2 separate regions of the Mus musculus genome follow, and region 1 is linked to region 2. Evidence: chromatin contacts called from ENCODE POLR2A ChIA-PET data. All regions are on one chromosome and are shown on one strand. Each heading gives the region's core, a stretch centred on a gene start or an enhancer-like site at or near the end of the contact. The rest is flanking DNA. Distances are from core to core; before and after follow the strand shown. Region 1 overlaps Rin2 (Ras and Rab interactor 2). Region 2 has its middle 25 kb from the start of BC039771.

Region 1 (4,841 bases), core at 253-2,752, 180 kb before region 2:
GTCCTGCACCAAGCACCCAAAATAGGTGCATTTGTCCCGGGACAGCTCGGCGATCCTGCGGACCATCCGCTTCTCAGGGGTCATGAAGGAGCTGAACACCCCGCTCATCTTTCGCAACTGGGACTTGACAAGCTTGGGCAGCACAAAAGAGCTGTTCCTCTTCTTTTTGGACTTGATGGGAGGTGCCATGGTCTCTTGGTCACTCTCCCCTTCGTAGTCCTCCAGGCTGCTGGTGGTGTCAGCCTCGTACCCATACAGAGGCATGCTCCGGTCGAACTCCAGCGAGTCGGAGGAGGAAGTGGAAAGGCTCATGTCGCTCAGCCTCTGCCTGGCTCCATGGCACGGTGGTGGCTGTGATTCAGAGCCGGGCGGCGGCGCCCTTGTGCAATCCCCGGGGGCGTCCCTAGGCGGGGCTCCACCTGCGTGCCCAGCTGTGCCCATCTCTAACTCCAGCTCTAGCTCGGGCTCCGGCTCCGACCTCCGGCTGGGCCGGCGGGCAGTCAAGGTCTTGGCGCTGCTTTCTGCTTCCAAAAAAGAAGCCTGCTTCTTCAGCCGGGGTGGAGGGATGGGAGTTGGTTTTGTTCCAAGCAGAGCTACGTTCCCATGTTTGCTATGGTTGACTGTTTCTGGCATGCTCGTCTGGGGTTCAGTCCTGGATAGCCCAGGGCTTGTGTGCAGACTATTAATAGCGGGTGGCGGGGGCCTGGGTGGGGGGGACCGAGGTCTCTCGGTGCCATTCGCGTTGGGAGTCCTTGTGCTCGGCCGCTTTGGGCCTGTGCTGAGGTCCTGGCTGTGCACTTTCAAGAAAAGAGGATTAATAAAACACAAGGCTCCGTTGGTCTGGCTGCACTCCAGCTCCGAAGGCGTCCTGGTTTTTATAGAATGCACTCCATTTATAAGGCAGAGCTGACGCAAGGAGGCAGGGCAGATGCCGGCTGAGGGAAGAGGCCTATGGGGAGGTGGGGAGTTCAGGGGTTTGTTGTCTGCCGAGGAGCTCCAAAAATCTGTAAGTCATTATCAGCAAAGACAAGAATGTAAATATAGTGCACTCGGGACATTCCTACACACACACACACACACACACACACACACACACACACACACACTGTGGGGCAACAGGGGCTTAACTTGGGGTCTGCTTTTTTCCTTTGATCCTCTCCGCCCCCCTTTCCCTTACTGGAAAGGGCATGAAGGCAGCTATGGGTTCACAGGGAGACGCCACCAGGGGCCTCTCACCTTCAAAGCCTTTGAGAAAGGTTGGCTGAGCCAACAGGCAGCTCCAGCCCAGCCCTTCACACAGGTAAGAAGGACAAAGAAAACTGGAATGAGTCCAGGATAAGCTCGTAAAAGACACGGAACTACTGAGCCTGTGCTTTTCAAAATCCCACTTAGCCTAGAGAGCAACGCCACCCTTTCCAATCTACTTCTCCCGGGTGCCCTCCAAGGAGGAGGCGGCCAGCCAAGGAATCCATCTGGCCTCCAAGTTCCCCTTTATGAGGTAGGACCAGCAGCTGGGCCTGGGGGATATTACACAACCTACTTGTGGTTTTACAGATTCAGCATTAAAACCCAACAAAGAGGGAAAACGGCATTCAAGGGTCCCATCCCTACAGGGGGTAGACTAGGGATACAGAGTGAGTGTGTGTGTCTGTGTGTGTGTGTGTTCATATTAGGTTCTAGACATCAAACACTGTGTAGTCTGATTGTCAACCTATCCAAAAACCAAAGTCCTAAAATCTTAAAAAGAATTCTCTTTCCATCTAGGAGGAAAATATTTTAACTAAAGTTAAACTCATACTGATTCTGCCAGAGCATTGGGGTAAAGTCAAACCAGGTGAACTGTGTGTATTGTCAGCCACTGTGTGGTAGAATCTTGCTGTGGGGTGGGGGTGGGGCGACTAGCAGAAGCAGACTTACAGTGAGTCCCACCTGCCTGAGTAAGGACCTTAGGTAGGATGAGGGACATGGCCCACAGCAGTGTGTGTGTGTGTGTGTGTGTGTGTGTGTGTGTGTGTGTGTGTGTGTGTGTATAGCTGATTAAGAGGGGAAGAGACAGGTGTCATTAAGAGATCTTCATCCTTACTCTCCTCACAGCACCAGAGTAGCAGAGGTGCCTCTGTACCACTGAGGATAAAAGCCCCACACTGCACCTCTCTTTCCCTTAGTGCTGCCTTTCCCCAGAAAGACGCCACAGGAAGGGAAGGCTCTGGCATCTCAAACAGGCTTATGCTGAGCTCACTACTTCTGGGGAGCCCTGCTAGTTTGATGAGAGGAGATTTAGGGGTTACCGAGGCACACTTAGCTCCAGTATTTGAGAGTCGGATGGGCATTGGGTAATGAATCCTAGAAAATGTGACTCAGGGACCTCATGGTTCCATGAGCTGCATTTTGTTATGGAAGTGAGATTCTTACAAGTGTTTTTGATGTAGCATGGGGCCACAAGGGATTCATTTTAAGATAGAGCCATGCACGGACACCCACTTACTTAGTCCCAGTTGGGCTAGTTCTTCAAGCTGAGACTCCGTCTTGGCTGTTGAAATGGCATAAGGCAGCTTCAAGGTGAATGGCAAAACGTCCCTGTTGCAAGCAAAATGGAGAGAGAGAAGGTTTGTAATTACTTGGCTGGTGACTCTCTCTTACATTATTATTATTATTATTTTTTTACTCTGGAAATGTTTCATCTTAAACCGTCGAAAACATCTCAAGTGGACACCATACCACACGCAACCAGACCTTCTCTCTTTTTGGTGACTCTCATCTGATTTATCCCACTGTGGGACAGGCCGAGACACAAGGCTGCTTGATTGAATCTGTGCCAATGATCAAGTCTCCCTGATGGGTAGCATTAGGGGTGCAGAGTTCAATATCAGAATGATTATGCTGGCAATCTCATCACTCCTGCAATGCAGGGTGACCCGCTTGGCGAGATGCCAACCCTCGTGTTGCACTCTTCCTCTCTAGACAGGGACATTCGATCATCAATCCCCATCACCTTACAGGCAGCAGGCGCTCAGCAAGTGAGTATCTGCTGGCAAGGAAGTATCGAATGCAGTTTCACTGTGCCACATTCCAACTGGAGATCACTCGTGTGACCTCTGTGTGCTGGAAATGAAAGTCTCTACTGTGTTTTACAGCTGATGTGCTCTAACTTGGATGTACACATACATAGGTCTCGGGGGGCGGGGGGTGTCAGTCTAGTCATATTACAAATTGCATACTTAGATTCAGGCAATATGGGTGGGACTCCCAGGTCATGGATGTCACTTGCCATTGGATCAACCTTCGAAGGTAAGTTTCAGGTGCCTCATGTCAACAACCATCAAAGATCATGGCACCATGTGCTGATGTGCCATATGCAGAGGGGACCCAGAGAGTGACAAGCCTAATAGGAAAGCACCAAGCCGACAACAGGATCCTGCCATGGTCAGGGCATAAAGTCTTCAGGAGCAAATGCATGGGCCATGGTATGTTTCTCAGACAGGGGAGAGGCAGATGGAAGAAACAGCTGCTCATTTTCATCTGCAAGGCTGAGAACCAAGCTCTTAGAACTCATAAGGTTAACACAGGTGTCAGCACAAGCCCCTGTCCAGGTGAATGTCATATTCAAAGACAACAGTGACCCAAACAAAAAGGTGTTATTTATTTATTTATTGATAGTGTTGTTAGACTTATAAAAATTAATTATCTACTCCTTCACTCCACAAATGTTTATTATCAGCTAGGAGAAACAGACATTGTTCTGGGCTAGGAAGAAAACACACGTCCCTGCCAGAGGAGAGAACCAAGACAATGAACACTACCAGGATATAAACAAGTAAGCTATGTACAGAATTTATGGGAAGGGCCACAGACCATGGGAAAACATGTGTGAAGGGGAAACAGACTGCTTGAAGCCAGGTGTTAGGAGGCACGCTTGCAGCACTGTGTATGACAAGGAGGCTTAAGCAGGAGGATCAGAAGTTCCAGGCCAGCTGGAATTTGCCACACAGCAAATTCCAGAACAGCCTGCCTCAAAAATAAAATAAATAAAAATAAAAATATAAGAGGGCCAGCCAGTGAGATGGCCTAGTGAATAAAGGTTGTTGCTATGCCAACCTGGACACCCGAGCTTGATCCAAAAAACCCATGGAAAGATGAATGGAGAGACCTGAGTCCAAGAGTTGTGCTCTGGCATCCGGCATCCACATGCACGCCATGGCACCAGCAACCCCCCCTCTCCCCACTCACCCTTTAAAAAAGAAATTAAGCCAATAAAGAAAAAAGAGTATTTGAAAGCAATTGGAACCTAGGCCAAGATTTCTAAATAGTTAATTCAGATTTTATGTAATATACATATATATATACATATATACACACATACCCACACAGTCTGGGGGAGAAAGGGGGTCTCAAGAAATGACCAGTAGTTAAAGCACTTGCCTCACAAGTTTGAGGACCGGAATTTAGAACCTTTAAACCTATGTAAGTGTCAGGCGGGTAGATGACCCCTGTAACACAGCCTCATAAAGCAGAGGTAAGGAACTTCCAGAGCAAGCTGCCTAGTGAGAATAGCCATAGTGCTGAGCTCTGGCTTTGGCTGAGAGACCCTGCCTCAGTGAGTAAGGTGGATGTTCCACTGAGGGTGATTCCTGCAATAGCACATATATGCATGTGTGCCCTGCCCACATGCACCCACACACATGCACAATGCATACACGCCACACACACAAGCAGGAGAAGATGTATCCAGTGAGTAAATCACACAGGGAAGACAATTCCAGGGAGTGGGAACAGTTGGTGAACAGGGCCTGGGATGGGGAGGGCCTGCTACATGGAGAACAGCAGCAAGTGGGTCACTGTGG
Region 2 (5,044 bases), core at 1,675-4,174:
GGGGACTGGCCTCCCTCAGTACTTTGACCCCTCCAGGGATCCATATCCTCTTCTACAAAATGTGATTTGGGTTGTGTGAGAAACAGCTGAGTTACTATTTATCCAAACAAAGATCTATGAAAACATTATCTGCTTTCTTTTGACTCATTACTGCTCTAAGGCATACATCCTGTTGTGTACTATTCAAAATGCTTCCGCACAGGGATACTCTGTTCGTTCATTCATTCATTCATTCATTCGACCCACACTCCTTCAGTGGCAAGTCACAAGGGTTAGGGTTTGGCTTTGGGAAGCTGACAGTGGAGAAGTAGAGCTCAGGGCATATGCATTGGGAGTGATATCACATATGTTCACACATGTACACACACACACATGCACGAACGTACACACACGCACACACACACACACACACACACACACACACACACACACACACACACTCTTCCAGTGGTGGTAGCTGTCTCACCAGGCAAAAGGAGGAGGAAGGCAGGGCAACCTTCCTTACTAAAACCATTAAGACTCTTGAAGGATCTTTAGACAGCCTGGATAGACCGATAGGGGTTGGACAGTACAGCAACATGTTATGGTACAGGATGCACATGAAGAGTGGGCTCAATGACGGGGATCTCCCAAAGCAACTCACCCCTGAGAAAGGATAGGATGTATCTGTCTCTAAGCAGAGGACCAGGACTTAGTTAAGTAAGGAGGTTGCTTCTAGGGAGCTAAACAACTCTTTCAGTAGGCACAAACCTTGACTTTGGAGAGGCCCTGGGGAGGGCCCCCTTGGAGGAGAATGAAAGTCACTGGGGGGTGGTGTTTTGGTTGCTTTCCTATTGCTATGATAAAACATTATGGCCAAGGCAAATTAGAGAAGGGTTTATCTAGGGCCTGCAATTCCAGAGGGATAGAGGACAGGGGTCCATCACCATGATTCAGGGAGCATGGTAATAGGCTGGCAGATATGATGGAAACAGCAGCTGAGAGCTCATATCCTGATCCACAAACAGGAAGCAGAGAGCACACTGGGAATGGCATGAATTTTGAAGCCTCAAAGTCCACTCCTAGTCCCCAGTGACATATCTCCTCCAACAGGGCCACACCTCCTCCTAATCCTTCCTAAACAGTTCCACCTACTAGAGACCAAGCATCTAAACACATGAGCCTGTTGGGTCCATTGGAATTCAAAGCAGCACGGGTGTCATCTCTCAACAAGCACTCACCTACCCTAGAGGGAACTTAATCAGAGAACCCATGCACATGAGGGCATTCCTAGGAGCTGGTTGTCCTTCTCCATCACATGCCTCAGCCTCAATGACCTAGAAAAAAAAAACCCAAACTAAAGGTCCTGTCAACGCCCTTCTTCCCAAGTCCTAAATATAAAGGCTCCTTGCAGCCCCTCTAAAAGCCAATGTCCCCTAAGGAGGTGAAAGCACTAAAGGATATGAAAGTCCAGAGACATAGGGAGCCTGAGGCCAGAAGGAAAATGAGCCCCTCTGTGCCCTTATCAAAACATCCTCCCCAGCCTGAACTAGGGGAAAGGTTAATAAAAGCTCTGCAGTCAATAAACAAGATGATGAAGAAAGCCCAGCTTGCCCAATCTGCTGCATGCCATTGTCAACCCTCATAAACCACGAAGCAGGGACAAATGGGGGCTCTGGTTCCACTGAGCAACAATGCCCCAACAAAACAGCCAGCACCTGTGTTTATTTAAAATGTTGACATTTTGCTCGTCACAGATCTTTGGAAACAAGTTTCTTTTTAAAAAGCATTGTGCTGGGGTTACTATTTATCTTAATTTCTGAGTGTTGCCAAGTGTTTATTTTTGCTTCAATATTTACAAAGTCCGGTTGGTGAATGTACCATGGTCCTAAGAAACCACAATGTGTCCAAGCTCTGCAAGAAAGTGAGGCTGCACTGTGTTCAGAGGCTGCTTTTTTTTTTTTTTTTTGCTTCTGCAGCAGAACTAGGAAAGCCCCCAGGGACTTGAGGGCTCTGAGAAGAGAGGCGCCTCTCAAGGCCCAAAGGCCGACCTTGCCTTGTATTTCTTGGCAAGGCAGCATCACTTTCCGGCTGAACTTCGGCAAACCCTGCAATGCTCCAGCCGTCGAAGAACCTCCATCGCAGGATGAGTGTGGGACGCCAAGCTCCAGGGAGCCCAGGCTAAGAGAGGAGTAACAGCTCAGAGGGGGAAACCCATAGGCCTTCAAGGGGGAAAATGGCCCTGTCCCTTCCCAGCTGGAATCCAGAACCCCTGCACTAATAGCTGTACCGCCCTCAATCACTGCCTGCAACAGCCCAAGCACCCTCCTGCCGGGGGTTCGCTGACCCCTCTGCCTCGCTGTAAGGAGAAAGTGGCGGATCACAATGTGTGCTCTGCAACTCAGCACTGTGACTCTTGGGATCTGGCCAGCACAGGCGCATTTGACACACGGCAGGCGGCGCCGCAGGTAGAACTCAACAAAGATCTCTCTACCTCCCAGCTCCTGGGTACGCTCGTATGCACACGCACCTGCACCGCCAATCATCCGGCCCTCACCCTCGGTGGCTTGCCCCCTACCCAATCTCTGCAAAGGTCAGCCGAGGACACCCCGTGATCTTCCTTGAATCCGACTCCAGAATGTCACTCTGCCTCAAGTCCTGGTGTCCTGGCTGCCCATTGCTCCTTCCACTATCGGTCCTTTAGGACCGCTGAGGACGCTAGCTGGTTGGCTCTCTCCTTATCTCAAGCGACAGTAGGGCAGTGGGGAACTGCACCTCGCGCATGGTGCCCGGTTCTCCCACTTGAGGTGTGGTCTCCGCCTCTGCCACCCCTTACCTTGCTCCCTTGGTGCAGATCTGGGAGGCGGGGGCGACCGGCAGGTCAGTGACCGAGTAGGACTAGAATTCTCCGCCCAGGAGGAGGAAGAAGAGGCCGAGGAGAGAAGGGGCGTGGCCGGAGGGAGGAGAGAAAGGCTTTGTGTGCCTCCGCCCAGCCCCTCTGAAGATCTCCTCTGGGGTCCCCTCCCAGCTTCTCTGGGACCCAGTCGGGGCGAGCTGATTGGAGTTGAAGAACAAGGCGCCTGCGCGACCCCTGGTCCCGCCTACCCTCGGGCAATCGCCGGGTTACCAGGAACTTTCAAACTGGGGCGTATGGATTGGGAATCGAAAAGTTTACCTAACCCGGAGCAAACTTGTCTGGACCCGCCCTGAACCTCCTCCGATCCACCCGGTTCCCTCTGCGCCTGTCTCCACTGCCAGAGTTTGTTTCTGGGAGGTTTCCCCTTTCTCCTTTCTTCCTCAGATGCGTGCAAGCATTAGACCGACTTCGGATCCGGGGAAAGGGCCACGCAGGCTGGAGAAGTCCAGCTGCGAGGAGATGGGGAGTTGGGTGGTGGTGGAGGGGGTGGGAGTAGTGGGGGGGGGCGTGAGGCGCGGTCCACACCCTGGGGTCGGCGATGGCGTGGCTGCTGGGGTTTGTACGCGTGCTGCCGCAGGGCACCAGTCTGGGAGATGGGGTTGGCCCTACTCTCCAAAGTCTAACCTTCGCAGGAAGGAAGGGAAGGAGCGGTGTGGGAAACGGAGACCCTGTAAGCTGAGCTAGCAATTACCTAAGTGGCCGGTGTCACAAAGAGAGTCTTAAGGGTGTTCAAAGAGACTCTTGTTTTGCCCAGAATTGGAAAAGGAATAGAGACCTTATCTTTGTATGTGCTTACTTCCCACCTAAGGCAGAGAATAGATGCTTGTGAAAGCAGGCTTCTAAATTAAAAGCGAAAACAAGCCAAAACAGTACTTACCACTCAGTACCAGCAGCCCAGCACCAGCAAAACCTAAGCCATCAACTGCACTTCTCTTTGTGTACCGAATCGCCTGCTTAATAATTTAGTAATAGCTATGCATCCGGCTGGGTTCTAAGCTTGAGATGTATTGGAGAAGAAATCATCTTCCCTCCTCTGGTGGCTATGACATGCAGAGGGATAAGGATGGGCTGGCAGAAGGGAAGTAGCGCACACCACAGGCAAATTACTGGGACATTAGACTAGATAGCGATGAAGGAAAAAAAGGATAGCTGGAACCCTCGTGTGTGTGTGTGTGTGTGTGTGTGTGTGTGTGTGTGTGTGTGTGTGTCCCAGGTTATAGAATGAAATCGTGTTGGGCTGTGGAAGACCCCTCCTGCAGGTGGTCCTGGGAAAATAAGAGAGGGAGTTTAGCAGAGTATCTGGGGGGAATGGGGGAGGGGCATAGACTCTGAGGGGAAAGATAGAAATTCGCGAGGATTTGAGCAGTGGATTTCACCATCTGCTGTAGCCGGAAACCCCAGTGTAGAAGCAGAGAAGAAAACTAGAGAGAGACAGAGAGACAGACAGAGAGACAGAGAGCGCCAGGGGGCACAGAGCAGGCTCACAGCCCTGCAGAGGCACTTGGAATCCCACCGATTTTGAAGGGACCACTGACAGTTCCTAAGCTGGATATGTGAACACAGAGTGACGGTGCTCCTGCCCCTCGTTTTCTCCAGCTCATTGAGCCTAAGAGGATGCACCTTAGTAGACAGTGGGCCCCAGGTTAGTGCTGGCCTTCACCCTTTTCTTCTGATTCTTTCATCTTACCTGCCTACAAAATTCCTTGGACACTGCTTCATGGACCACCCTTGTCTTCAGTCTCTTCAGAAAATTGGAGCCCATTTTGTCCTACTCTTCCCTCAATCTGGAAAATGTCTCAGAGTTGGGATCCATCTGTGGAGTCCCTACAGAGGAAATTCTAAATGGACCACTGCCAACATATACTTCTTTAGCATATTTCAAGATGGCTGTTCAAAGGGACTGTAGACCTGGGATAGCTCTGAAAAGCTATGCTTTGTGGGTAACTCACACCTGTAATGAAGGCATAGAGTAGTTGCAAAGAAGCTTTTCATTGCAAGAGGGAGACCAGGGTGACACCTGGCCTAGAACAGCTTTCTAGTGACTGTCACTTGGGGGAATTTCACTTCCCCAACAGAGAAACTAACGTCCTTCAGTGTCTTTAGCTCTCTTCTTTACAGTAACTCAAGCTTCCATCTCTACTGGCCAAG

Evidence for each region. ChIA-PET counts read pairs that join two places held with the same protein, here RNA polymerase II (POLR2A).
Region 1: POLR2A ChIA-PET joins it to region 2 with 15 read pairs in Patski. The contact joins two enhancer-like sites. POLR2A ChIA-PET finds 5 or more read pairs at or near these places in 2 of 5 experiments (Patski and embryonic stem cell).

The regions. Positions count from the first base shown.
Region 1 is chr2:145,856,177-145,861,017 of GRCm38, reverse strand. Rin2 (Ras and Rab interactor 2) reads right to left here. Exons shown (of 13, transcript NM_028724.4): 8 at 2,486-2,577; 9 at 1-1,004. Among named protein-coding and RNA genes, the nearest start is that of Gm39954, 36 kb to the left of the region's middle. Within about 2 kb of position 1,502, at least 1 of the 3 ENCODE cell types and tissues checked has a DNase peak (open chromatin) inside an H3K27ac peak, as active enhancers do.
Region 2 is chr2:145,673,356-145,678,399 of GRCm38, reverse strand. No RefSeq gene overlaps it. Among named protein-coding and RNA genes, the nearest start is that of BC039771, 25 kb to the left of the region's middle. Within about 2 kb of position 2,924, at least 1 of the 3 ENCODE cell types and tissues checked has a DNase peak (open chromatin) inside an H3K27ac peak, as active enhancers do.